2 separate regions of the Homo sapiens genome follow, and region 2 is linked to region 1. A link is an interaction called in ENCODE POLR2A ChIA-PET data of the cell type or tissue named here. Cell type or tissue: PC-9. All regions are shown on one strand. Each heading gives the region's core, and the rest is flanking DNA. Links, peaks and the distances in the headings are about the cores only.

What was found. ChIA-PET counts read pairs that join two places held together with the same protein. Peaks named below come from ENCODE experiments on the same cell type or tissue, not always from the same donor. Only the 100,000 strongest peaks of a DNase experiment are listed, where the experiment ranks them.
Region 2: POLR2A ChIA-PET joins it to region 1 with 11 read pairs; 5 of 35 experiments call an interaction of 5 or more read pairs at or near these places.

What each region holds. Positions count from the first base shown.
Region 1 is chr1:205,291,714-205,297,946 of GRCh38, reverse strand. No RefSeq gene overlaps it. Among named protein-coding and RNA genes, the nearest start is that of NUAK2, 27 kb to the left of the region's middle. RefSeq lists enhancers at 2,449-3,302, 2,831-4,030, 6,027-6,233. In PC-9, for the core only: no CTCF peak of the experiment used is centred there; a DNase peak (open chromatin) is centred at 3,346; H3K27ac peaks cover 1,716 bases.
Region 2 is chr1:205,452,286-205,457,285 of GRCh38, reverse strand. BLACAT1 (BLACAT1 overlapping LEMD1 locus) reads left to right here and starts at 1,241. Exons shown (of 2, transcript NM_001397426.2): 1 at 1,241-1,369. It overlaps LEMD1-DT (LEMD1 divergent transcript), which reads right to left and starts at 1,228. Exons shown (of 3, transcript NR_148934.1): 1 at 1,063-1,228; 2 at 209-394. In PC-9, for the core only: no CTCF peak of the experiment used is centred there; no DNase peak of the experiment used is centred there; H3K4me3 peaks cover 704 bases; H3K27me3 peaks cover 2,170 bases.

The sequences.
Region 1 (6,233 bases), core at 571-5,570:
TTCATGCAGGCCGGGCGCAGTGACTCATGCCTGTAATCTCAGCACTTTGGGAGGCTGAGGCAGGTGGGTCACTTGAGGTCAGGTGTTCGAGACCAGCCTGGCCAACATGATGAAACCCAGTCTCTACTAAAATTACAAAAATTAGCCAGGTGTGGTGGCGTGTGCCTGTAATCCCAGCTATGCAGGAGGCTGAGGCAAGAGAGTCACTTGAAACCAGGATGTGGAGATTGCAGTGAGCCAAGATCACACCACTGCACTCCAGCCATGGGGACAGAGCAAGACTCTGTTTCAAAAAAAAAAAAAAAAAAGTATGATGTTCATTCAGTCATTCAGTCATTCATTCAGTATTTACTGAGTGCCAACAGTGTATACTGTTCCAGGCTCTGGAGATACATCTGTGAACAAAACTGAGATTTTTGTCTTATGGGGCATCCATTCTAGTGGAGAAAGACAAGTATAGTAAATAAGTAAATGATATAGTATATTAAAAGGCCATGGCCAGGCACAGTGGCTCAAGCCTATAGTCCCAGCATTCTGGGAGGTCAAGGCAGGCAGGTCACTTGAGTCCAGGAGTTCCAGACCAGCCTGGGCAACATGGCCAAACCCTGTCTCTACAAAAAAATGCAAAAGTTAGACGGGTGTGGTGGTTCACATCTGTAGTCTCAGCTACTCGGGAGGATGAGGTGGGAGGATTGCTTGAGCCTGGGAGGTCAAGGCTGCAGTAAGCCAAGATTGTACCACTGTACTCCAGCCTGGGCAAGAGAGTGAGAACCTATCTCTAAAAAGAAAGAAAGAAGAAAAATTAGTCAGGAATGGTAGCACACACCTGTAGTACCAGCTACTTGGGAGGTGGAGGTGGGAAGATTGCTTGAGCCCGGGAGGCAGAGGTTGCAGTGAGCAGAGATTGCACCACTGTATTCCAGTCTGGGCAACAAAGTGAGACGCTGTCTCATAAGTAAATAAATAAATAGACCTGGCATGGTGGCTCATGCCTGTAATCCCAGCACTTTGGGAGGCAGAGAAAGGCAGGATCACCTGAGGTCAGGAGTTCGAGACCAGCCTGGCCAACATGGTGACACCCTGTCTCTACTAAAAATACAAATATTAGCTGGGCATGGTGGCAGGCGCCCGTAATCCCAGCTACTCAGGAGGCCGAGGCAGGAGAGTAGCTTGAACCCGGGAGGCAGAGGTTGCAGTGAGCCAAGATAGTGCCACTGCACTCCAGCCTGAGCGATAGAGCAAGACTCCATATCAAAAAATAAATAAATAGTCATGATAAGAATTAGGAAAATACTAATAATAAGGATGGGGTATGGGGATGGAGAGGAGACAGGATTGAAATTTTAAATAAGGGTGATCAGAGAAGGCCTTCCTGAGAAGGTGGCATTTGAATAAAAACCTGGTGGCAGGGGTTGGGGGTGGAGCTAGCTATGTGGCTATCTGGGGGAACAGTGTTCAGGGTGGAGGGAACAACCATTGCAAAGGCCTCAAGGCAAGAGCAGGTTGCAAGTTCTAGAACAGCCATTGATGCTGGAGCAGAGTGCATGAGAGAGTAGCAGAAGACGTGTCAGGAGAGGTAACAAGGGTGGGGAAGGTAGATTACACAGGGCCTTGTGAACCATTACATGGGCTGTGGCTTTTATTCAGAATGAAATTGCCAACCACCAGGAAGTTCTGAGCAAAGGAATGACATTTTTTTTTTTTGAGATAGAATTAAAAAAAATTCTTCTGCTTGTTGAGACTAGCCATGGGAGGGTCGACATTGTCCAATTCTGGAAAGAGGTAATGGGGCTTGGACTGGAGTCAGTAGTAAAGAAATGACAAGTTGTCAGATTTCTGACATATTCTGAAGCTAGAGCCAACAGGCTTTCCTGATGGATTAGATGTAGGGTATGAAAGAAAGAGAGAAACCAAGAATCACTCCATGGTCTCTGGCCTGAGAAACTTGGAGGGTAGAGTGTCCATTAGCTGGGTCGGGGAAGACTTGCAGATGGAGGAGGTGTGAGGTGAAGTCAGAGGCACTTAGGCCTCCAGGCAAAGATAAGTGGTATGAGGAGCCTGGAGTTTGAGAGATTTGGGTTGGAGATAGAGATGTGGGGGTTGTTGCTAGAAGGAATTTCTGCTTCAGGTGAAAAATCCCGCCAGATGATACCTGAAGAAGTCCCTTCTGGCTGTAAAGATCCTAGGATTGTATTGACTAGGAAAGCAGTTCTTTCCAAAGCTTCTCTGATATGATTATGTGGGGAGGTGGGCAGTGCTGCAATGAGGAGGCATATTTGGCCTGGTGGGGACTGGCTTTCTCCATCCGATAAAAAGTCTTTTTTTTTTTTGACACAGGATCTCACTCTGTGGCCCAGGCTGGAGTACAATGGTGCAATCTCAGCTTACTGCAGCCTCGACCTCCTGAGCACAAGCGATCCTCCACCTCAGCGCCCCCCTGCTCCTCCAGTAGCTGGGACTACAGGTGCATGCCACCACACCCAGCTAATTTTTTTGTATTTTTAGTAGAGACGGGTTTTGCCATGTTGGCCAGGCTGGTCTCGAACTCCTCACCTCAAGAGATCCACCTGCCTCAGCCTCCTAAAGTGCTGGGATCACAGGCTTGAGCCACTGGGCCTGGCCAAAGTCTTTCACAGATTTTTATAAGAATGTTAGAAACGTCACCCTTGGACCAGGGCTCTGCCTCTGACATTGGCACCTGCAGAGGGGTTGTGAGTCGCTTTATACAGCAGAGGCCCCAGGTTGGGAGAAGGATTCCCAGTCAATCCTCTTTCTGTGTTTCAGAACTTCCTACTTCAGATCCCTGAAGGAGCCTGGAAGCGGATCACAGCCCAGGGAGGGCACGGGAATCTCTGCATTTTCACAAGCACGGCAAGTGGCTCTGATCACACTAAAGTTCCAGAATTTACTCAAGGTGAGGGCCTGAACCTACCTTAACCTGGAAGATTTTTACTCTGCCAGGCATGCAGCTTCCCTCTGGGATGAAAATCTTTCTCTCTTTCTCATTCTGCCTCTTTTTGGCTCTGAAATCCTCTCCTCACCATCTCTTTGCAAAGGAATTCCCCATCCTTTTCAGTTGTCTTTTCCTTTCTCTTTCCAGCCTCCAACCCCCTCCCTGAGCTAATCCCACCATCTCAGTTTCACCCTTTCCCCTCTCTAGGGGCAGTTGGGTCAAGCTGGGGGATGAGTCATCCTAGGTGGGGGAGGGGATTTCAGGTCCATAAATGGGCAAAAACTCAGATTTCAGGTTTCCATGTCTAGGAAAAGGCCAGTCTGTCCCCTCTATCTCTCCACCCTCAAAGGAATTCCCCAGGGAAGAGGAGGCTGGCTTTGACCGGATGGAATCCTAGAAATAGCAGAGCTTTTTAGGAGATACGTTTCAGTCTGACTCAGCTTCCCTGATAAACAGACAGTGCCGGCCAGGAATTTCCCAGCCCAAGAGGCCAAAACCCCCACTTCCCAGTGGAAGTGTTCAGCTCTGCCTTTGGTGTTCTGGGCCCAGCCAGCACCCCTGCCTCCATCCTCCTCACCATTCTCTTCCTGTGATCAGAATTCGAGCTCTGAGCTGCATTAACCTGAGCTCTGGCCTGTGAGGGCACCCAGCCATTGCAGCAGAACTCACCACATGTCCCGCCTGGAAGCTAGGGTCAAGGTGCAATGACCTTTCAAAGTTCCCCCAGCTAGATTCTGAATCACCTCTTTATGAGCCCTGGCAGCAATCACCCATCGCCTTTGTTGTGTCCATCAGGAGGGTCCTTGGTAAGTGGCAACTTCATACTCACAGCAGGCTAGTTACTGGCAGGGATCCCTTCTCTGCTAAGGGACCCCTGGCTTGCCCTGTCTCCCAGTCCAATGTGCAGTCCTCTGTGAATCCAAGAGCCATTGGTGAGGCCAGGTGGGGCCTGGGGAGAGCCTGGCCTGCCAACAGGGCCTCACATGGTGGCCGGGCTCACCTGAAGACCTGTTTGCCAAAGTGAGCAGCCTCACTTTGCTGCTCAGAAACCTTGCTTATCAACAGGCTAGGAGGCTCAGGAGCAGACTCACTGAGCTCTAGGAGAGGAATGGATTCAGCCAACATGCCAATTCATTCATTTCTAATGAATAACAAAACCCCTGTCAAACCAACCAGATACTTGGGTTTGCTGATGAGCACATTCACTGCCTGTGGCAGTTTCACACAAGGGTATTCGGAAGTTCAGTGGGAAGTCTCCTTGAAGAGCATGGAAGCTGGGCTAGGAGAGCTGGTTGAATTGGTCTTCATGGTGGTGCCAACCTCTTTGTCAAGATACATCTGGTAACGCCGTTCAGGACACCCTGCCCCAGCGCAGCTTTTGGGAGCGCCTCCCCACGCACGTACACATCGGACATCACAAAGACAGCCTTGCTGGGCTAGCACATTCTTCCCACAGAGTGCATTGCAATGACTTAGAGAGTCACTTTCACAGTCAGCTCACACCCATCACATTACTGCAAGGATTAAATGAGACAACACATGAACATGCTTTTTAAGCAATACATCACTGGAGAAAACCTAAGGAGTGAGAACAGGTACTCAATAAATGTTTAATAAAGGGCCTCCACCCGCTTTCCTGGCCCCAGCCCCTTATAAAGGGGAACTTGATAGTTAAATCAAGTGAAAACCCATTCCCTAATAAACACATCAACATTTATTAAGACCTTACTATTGTTCTAGGTGCCATGGAAAATACAGAAGCAATTGAGGCACGTCCCCTCCTTCAAGGAATTTACTTATAATAAAGTTGGGGCCATAAACTAACACCTACAGGATGGATGTTAACAGCACAGAGGTGGCTGGGCACTGTGGCTCACGCCTATAATCCTAGCACTTTGGGAGGCCAAGGCGGGCGGATCACCTGAGGTCGAGAGTTCGAGACCAGCCTGACCAACACGGAGAAACCCCGTCTCTACTAAAAATACAAAATTAGCCAGGCACATGCCTGTAATCCCAGCTACTCGAGAGGCTGAGGCAGGAGAATTGCTTGAACCCGGGAGGCAGAGGTTGAGGTAAGCCGAGATCGCACCATTGCCCTCCACCCTAGGCAACATGAGCAAAAACTCCATCTCAAAAAGAAAAAAAAAAAAAACAGCACAGAGGTGAGTGTGCCAAGGGTGTGTGTAGTAAGACGCCCCAGTTCCACTGGAGCTGGTTGTCATGGGACTGCTTGTGTTGACGTGGCTACACTGAAAACTGGCTGTTTTCGGTCCCCACTCTTGCGTCACTGGATTGGTCAGTCAAGGAATAAGCCCCCCAGCTGTGGGGCTCTGCACGCCTGGGCCCAGGGGCAGAGTTAGTAGAGCAGATATTTGAGAGCCCAAGTCATTCCTCATAAGCAATGTTAGCCTTGCTGTCCCAGCCCTTGCTGGAAATGCCCACGAGGGTCAGAATGGGCAGACAGACTGGGCGTGGTGGCTCACACCTGTAATCCCAGCACTTAGGGAGGCAGAGGCGGAAGGTAGCTTGAGCCCAGGAGTTCAAAACCTGCCTGGTCAATATCTCAAGACCCCATTCTCCACAAAAAGGGGGAAAAAAAAGAATAGGCAGACAGATGCCAGGTAGGGGTGAGGAGTGGAGTTGGTCAACTCCCTCCCTCGCCAGTCATGGTTGGGGGTGGGGTGGGCAGCACACGGCTGGCTCCTTGACCCTGGCCTCCCACCAGGCTCACCCATTCTGTCTTTCCGCCTAGCAGGGTTGACTTTCTTTAGATGCCTCTTTAAGGCTCCAGGAACACAGAACTGCAGTTCTGTCCTTCACAGCTAAGTCAGCTTGGTCCACCTCACAACTGAGTCCCATACCCAGGCCTTTTGGGGCAGTCTCTCTAGCCCCAAGATTCCCCACATCTGCACCACTCATCTCAGAAAAAAGAACAGCTTGGAATTACATTAAATTATGTGTGTGGTGTCACATCATCCCCCATCCCAAATTAACTTGCGGGGCAAAGGAGTAGATACCGATCACCACTGAAGTCTCTGGCATTGTGCTAGAGCACTGGTTCTCCAAGTGTGGTCCAGGAACCCCTGGGGGAACCCCTGGGGGCTCCCCAAATCTTTTCAGAAGGTACACACAGTCAGAAGTGGGGTTTGTTGTTGGTGGTGGTGGTGTTATGAGACAGGGTCTCGCTCTGTCACCCAGGCTGGAGTGCCGTGGTGTGATCATGGCTCACTGCAGCCTTGACTTCCTGGGCTCAGGTGAGACCACAGGCACGTGCCACCAC
Region 2 (5,000 bases), core at 1-5,000, 160 kb before region 1:
CTCCCAGCCCGGCGCCGCCGACGGCGTCCTCAGCCACAGCCCAATGAGAAGAGAGCAGATAATTTATTCTCTAATCCCGGTTCGGGTACCCGGCGCTGGCGAGTGGCGGGGGTAGGAGGGGTGGGTCTCCTCTTCCTCCGTCCCCTCCCCCGCCCCTGCGGGCTCCCGGCCGCACACACACACATTTCCTGACAATTAGCGAACACACCTTGGCCGCGCGGCCTCCGGCGGCGGCGCCGCAGCTTTTGTCTCCCGCCCGCCGGGCTGCGAGGTGCGGGCGCTTAGGCGCGAAGTTGCAGCTCCGACGCGCTGCTCCGGAATGCCGGCTGACCGCGGCCGTCGGGGGGCGCGGAGGGCGGGGTGGGCCGGGCACGCCGGCCCCGGGGCTGGGGGGCTGCAAAAGAGAGAAGAGAGACAAAAGTAAGGCAGCGCTGGCCCCTCTTCCTTTGTTATAACCCTGAGTGTGTGCGGGCGTGAGCGCGCGCGGGAGTGTCTGTGTGCGCGAGGGTGTGCATATGTGTGTGTGCATGTGCGTGCATGTGTGTGCGCGCGTGTGTGCAAATGCCTGCATATGTGTGCGGGTCGGGACTGGCCGGGGGCGGCAGGACCCGAAGGCGCTAGGCGGATTCACCGGATTGGGAGTTGAATCGCGTCCCGGTCTTTCTAGCTGTGCCCGGAAATCGGGCGTGCGGGCAGGTAGCCGTCCCGCTCTCGCCAGTTCCTCCGAGTACTGAGCTCGGAGTTTGTTCACAGGCTGAGCCCGTGCTGGGGGTGTCGCAGCTTGGGCCCGGCCTGCAGGGGTGGGGGAGGAAGAAGCTCCGGCTGAGGGTCTGCCCCGACCGCAGAGGGCGCACGAGGGGGTCTCCCGGCACCGGCGCGGCGCCCACGCCACTACAGGGGCCCCCTGAAACCCGGGTAGAAGCTTGTGATAGGCGTTGCGACCCCGGGAAGGCGCGAGGCTGTGGAGGTGGCTCGTGGGGCCATGGAGGGAGTGGGGGGCGGCGAGACGGAGTCCGTCTAAATGCCAGTTCCCAGAAGTTCAGCGTATCGATTATTTCCTACCTTAATGCATATTTATGCCGCGCCGAAATAGGCTTCATAATTAACTCCCGGAGTCATCCGCAGAGGTTAAAGGGACCCCGAAGATTTGTGCATTGATTGGGTACCTCGGCGGGGTGTGTGTGCGCGCGCGTGTGTGCGTGCGCCCCGTGCTAACCCATTGAAGAATAATTATTTTTCTCCACTGGAAGCTACAGCAGAGAATCGGACAAGGAGGGAAGAAAGAGATTGGTGAGGGGGAGAGAGAGAGAAAGAGAGAGAGAGACACAAAGGAAGTGAGTGCAAGAGGAGCCGGCTTAGCATCTAAACTGTGAGTACTGAGCGAAAACAAACAGGCAGAAAGTGCCGCGAGTTGGCGACCCCTTGGCCGGGTTGGGGGCCCGAGTGCGGCTGAGGGGGACTTTCCTCCCCGCCCCGGGCTTGGCTGGGCGAAGAGGGGTCCCTAAGGCATGGGCGGGATGCGGGTTCAGGCACTCACCTGAAAGCTGACCGGCGGCGGGCTGCGTCAGCCGCCGCCCTAGGTCGACCAAAGAGGAAGCCCCCTCCCCGCCCCCATTGCCTTTGTTCCTTTTAAAGGATTTTGCCGCTGGTGGGATTGGGGGGAGTGTGAGAGGGAGCCTTGGCTCCGGAGGTAGCCGATCCTCCTGTCCCCGCTGAGTGAAACCCGCTTGGAGTGCCTCCTCCGTTTCCTTTATACCCCATGGTATGGAGTGGTATGAGGAAGGGGCTGTAAAGGGGTTAGGGATCAGGGGTTTGTGACACCTGTGCATATGTTTGTCTGGTACCCTTGGAACAGAGGGCCCCAGGAGACCCCAGTTTGGGGCCTGGGAGAAGCCATGTCCGTGGGCCAAACCACCAACTCCAGTATATGTGGAGGCAAACATGGTCCCAGGCTTAGAGGAGACACCAGCTACTCCCCACACACATCAGAGTCCTTCCTAGCCATTGTGTCTGTGGGGTCTAGGTCTGGCCAGACCTCTTGGCCATAAGCCTGCCTCCCACTGCCTCCCCATCCCTGGGGCCCTTGCATGCCTAAGAAAGGCCGGAGCTAGGAGCCCACCTGGAGGAGGAGCTCTGGCCGGGTAGGGGCCCAGGAAGGCAGCTAGACAAGGATAGGTGCTCCCTTTCCTGAGAAAGGGTCCATAACAGGGTGCCCCCGGGGAACAAGAGCTGGCCAGCCCTGCCAGTGCTGAGCTGGTCAGGAGAGGGCGTCTGGGGGCCCAAGGGAGAGCCCTCCCTTCCGACCAACATTCCACAGCCTCCGTTTGGAAGTGCTTGTATACTGCCTTCCTTTCCTCAACCCTCATTAACAAATTCTTCTTTTGGTCTGATTTAATCTTTCCTGACGATTTTTTTTTTTTTACATACCTTAATCTGCCAGTGAACAACTTTTCTCAACTTGAGCCTTAAGAAGGGCTAACTTTGGAGGAAAAGTCAGCTCTTTTGAGGCTGGGATGGGAACCCCTGGTGAAAGAGCTCTGAATTGAGGGGAAAGGGATTGTCCTCTAAGAAACCCCCTTTAGGGGTAATTTTGGTGGCTTATGCCCTCCAGGAGGACACAACGGAGGCCTGGGGCTGCAAACAACTTCTATCTCTCAGTCATTCAATGCCGGCTTTCCATTGCTCCACTGGGGCTGCCACAGAGGCAGGAAAAGAGGATCTCTCTCTCTCTCTCTCACACACACACACACACACACACTCACACCAGATAACACTTCCTCCAAGTAGTATTGGGCACTCTCTGAGACTCAGGGCCCCTCCCATTGCCCATACACCACCACCCCCCACCCCCATCCCACGCACCCCACACACACAAAGAGAACATCCAGGAGTCTCAGAGCTGGGGACTACCATCCTAAAGGCATGAAGAGGAAGGAGAGACCCTCAACTAGGGAGGATCAAATTCAGTGTAACCCTGGAAGAGGTGACATGAAGACTGGGTGGCAGGGGAGACCACAGTCCTGCTGACGTGACTGCTCTGAATTGCAGTCATATGCATATGGGCCTGTCTTCCCACTGGACTGCCTGCTGGGCCTCCCTGAGTGCTGTCTCCTGGTGCCTAGCACGGTGCCCATCCCACTGTCTGTGCTCGGTGCATATTTGATAAATGAGTGGTGTCCCTGAAGCCATTCTCCCCACCCTTCATCTCTGTCTGCCTCCTCCTCCAAGAGGTACTCCACAGGGGCTTGGGAGAGCCCAGTTCCATAGTTCTTTGGGCTGGGGCACCATCACCCCATGGGGGTTGAGGAGGGGCATGGAAGAAAAGGGGTGGGGGCAGGAATAGTGCTTGGGCAGACACTGAGACATTTCGATATTCATAAATTGCTCAGGTTGAAATGCATGTGAGTTTGCCAATGACCCATTCTTATATTTTTCTTTAACAGCTTTATTGGCTGAGAGGCAAAACTGTGGCCTGGGTCCTGGACTTGGGGAGGCTAGATTCTTGTAACACAAGAACCTCCCTGTGTCCTCCCTCCCACAGCCCAACCTTGGAGCTTATTGGAGATCAGATGCAGAGGCTGGGGGTACCCAGGCTGCGGAGACTCCCCCAGCTTCTGCCCGTGTTTGCTCTCCTGCCCCTGGGTCTCTTGCTATCTTCATTGCCTGGGACTATTGCCAGGTCTCCCGTCTCTCCCTTCCCTAAGAACCCAGGGCTGCCAGGCTAGGACCTCCCTCTGTTTGCCTGGGAAGTCTCAGAACTGAGGCTCCTGGAACAACTAGAGAAAGCCCTTGGGGGAAAAATTGTGCTTTCCTGCTCAGTGGAGCAGTGCCCACCCCACTTTACCTCAGGGGGCTGGGGGCTCCCAAGCTGTTAAATGAGAGGGAACCTGAGCTGTCCATCCTTTGGAGTAGAGATGGGACCTCGGAGCAGAGGGGACCGGAGTCATGGGGAAAGGCTACCTAGTGGCCTTTCTCCGTAGCAAGCACACTGCTGGTCTAGTGCAGGTCTGGAGGACAATGTATGTGGGAGCCTGCTGGGTCCATCTTCATGAAACTAGCCTTCTCGTGCGTTGGTTCTGGGCCAGGGACTGCACCCACAGATCCGTCTCAACCACAACTCCGAATCTGCAGGCTTGTTTGGGGCAGATAGCAGAATCAGATCCCCTGAGGCTCTCTGAAGTTTCAGCAGTGCCTTCCCACCCCCATGTGAGTGGAATTAGATTTCCAGGCTTTGCTGCCCACTCACACCCCATAACCTGTTCCAGCCCAGGGACTCTCTTCCCTGAGGGGACAGGCATAAGGGAGCTCCAAGCACACACCAAGCCTGAAATACAGGAGAGCTTAGATCTCTTGCTCTTGTTTCCAAGCTTTATCAGCCATTCATTCATTCATTGAATGTATACCTATACCATTCAGCCAACATCCATAGAATAATGTGAAATGCTTCTGATTTAGTCTTTTTGGATTGGAGTATATGTGGGGTGGTAAAAGCAAGTGGCTTTTATTTAGTATCTTCCTAATGTCCTGGTTCCCTTCCACCATAGGCAAAGGCAGGTCTGCTGAGCTCTAAGTCCCTGCAAAGGGTACATAAGTCTATGAAAGGCTCTGAGAGGATGAGTAAGCTCCAACGTAGACTCATGAAATTTTGGAGTTGTTGGGACCTTAGGTTTTATCTGTCTAACTTAATTCCAGATGCAAGGATCCCTTCTACATTAGCTTACCATTTATTGAGCAGCTACTGTGTGCCAGGCAGTGGGTCTGAGAAGTGGCTGTGCACCCTATGTTTGATGATCTCTGGTGACAGGGAGCCCACTGGCTCCTGTTGGAACAGTCCTACTTCTTTCCTTTCTTGGACTGAGCCCAGTTTGCCCCCCTGGCCCTTCCCTCTGTGACTTTCTCTGCTGCGGAGGGGTAATGGTTCACTTTTCTGGCAAAGGAGTTCTCCTCCTGGCTTAGCCTCAACCAGAGCCATCTCCAACCAGTGCCCTGATGTGGGCTGA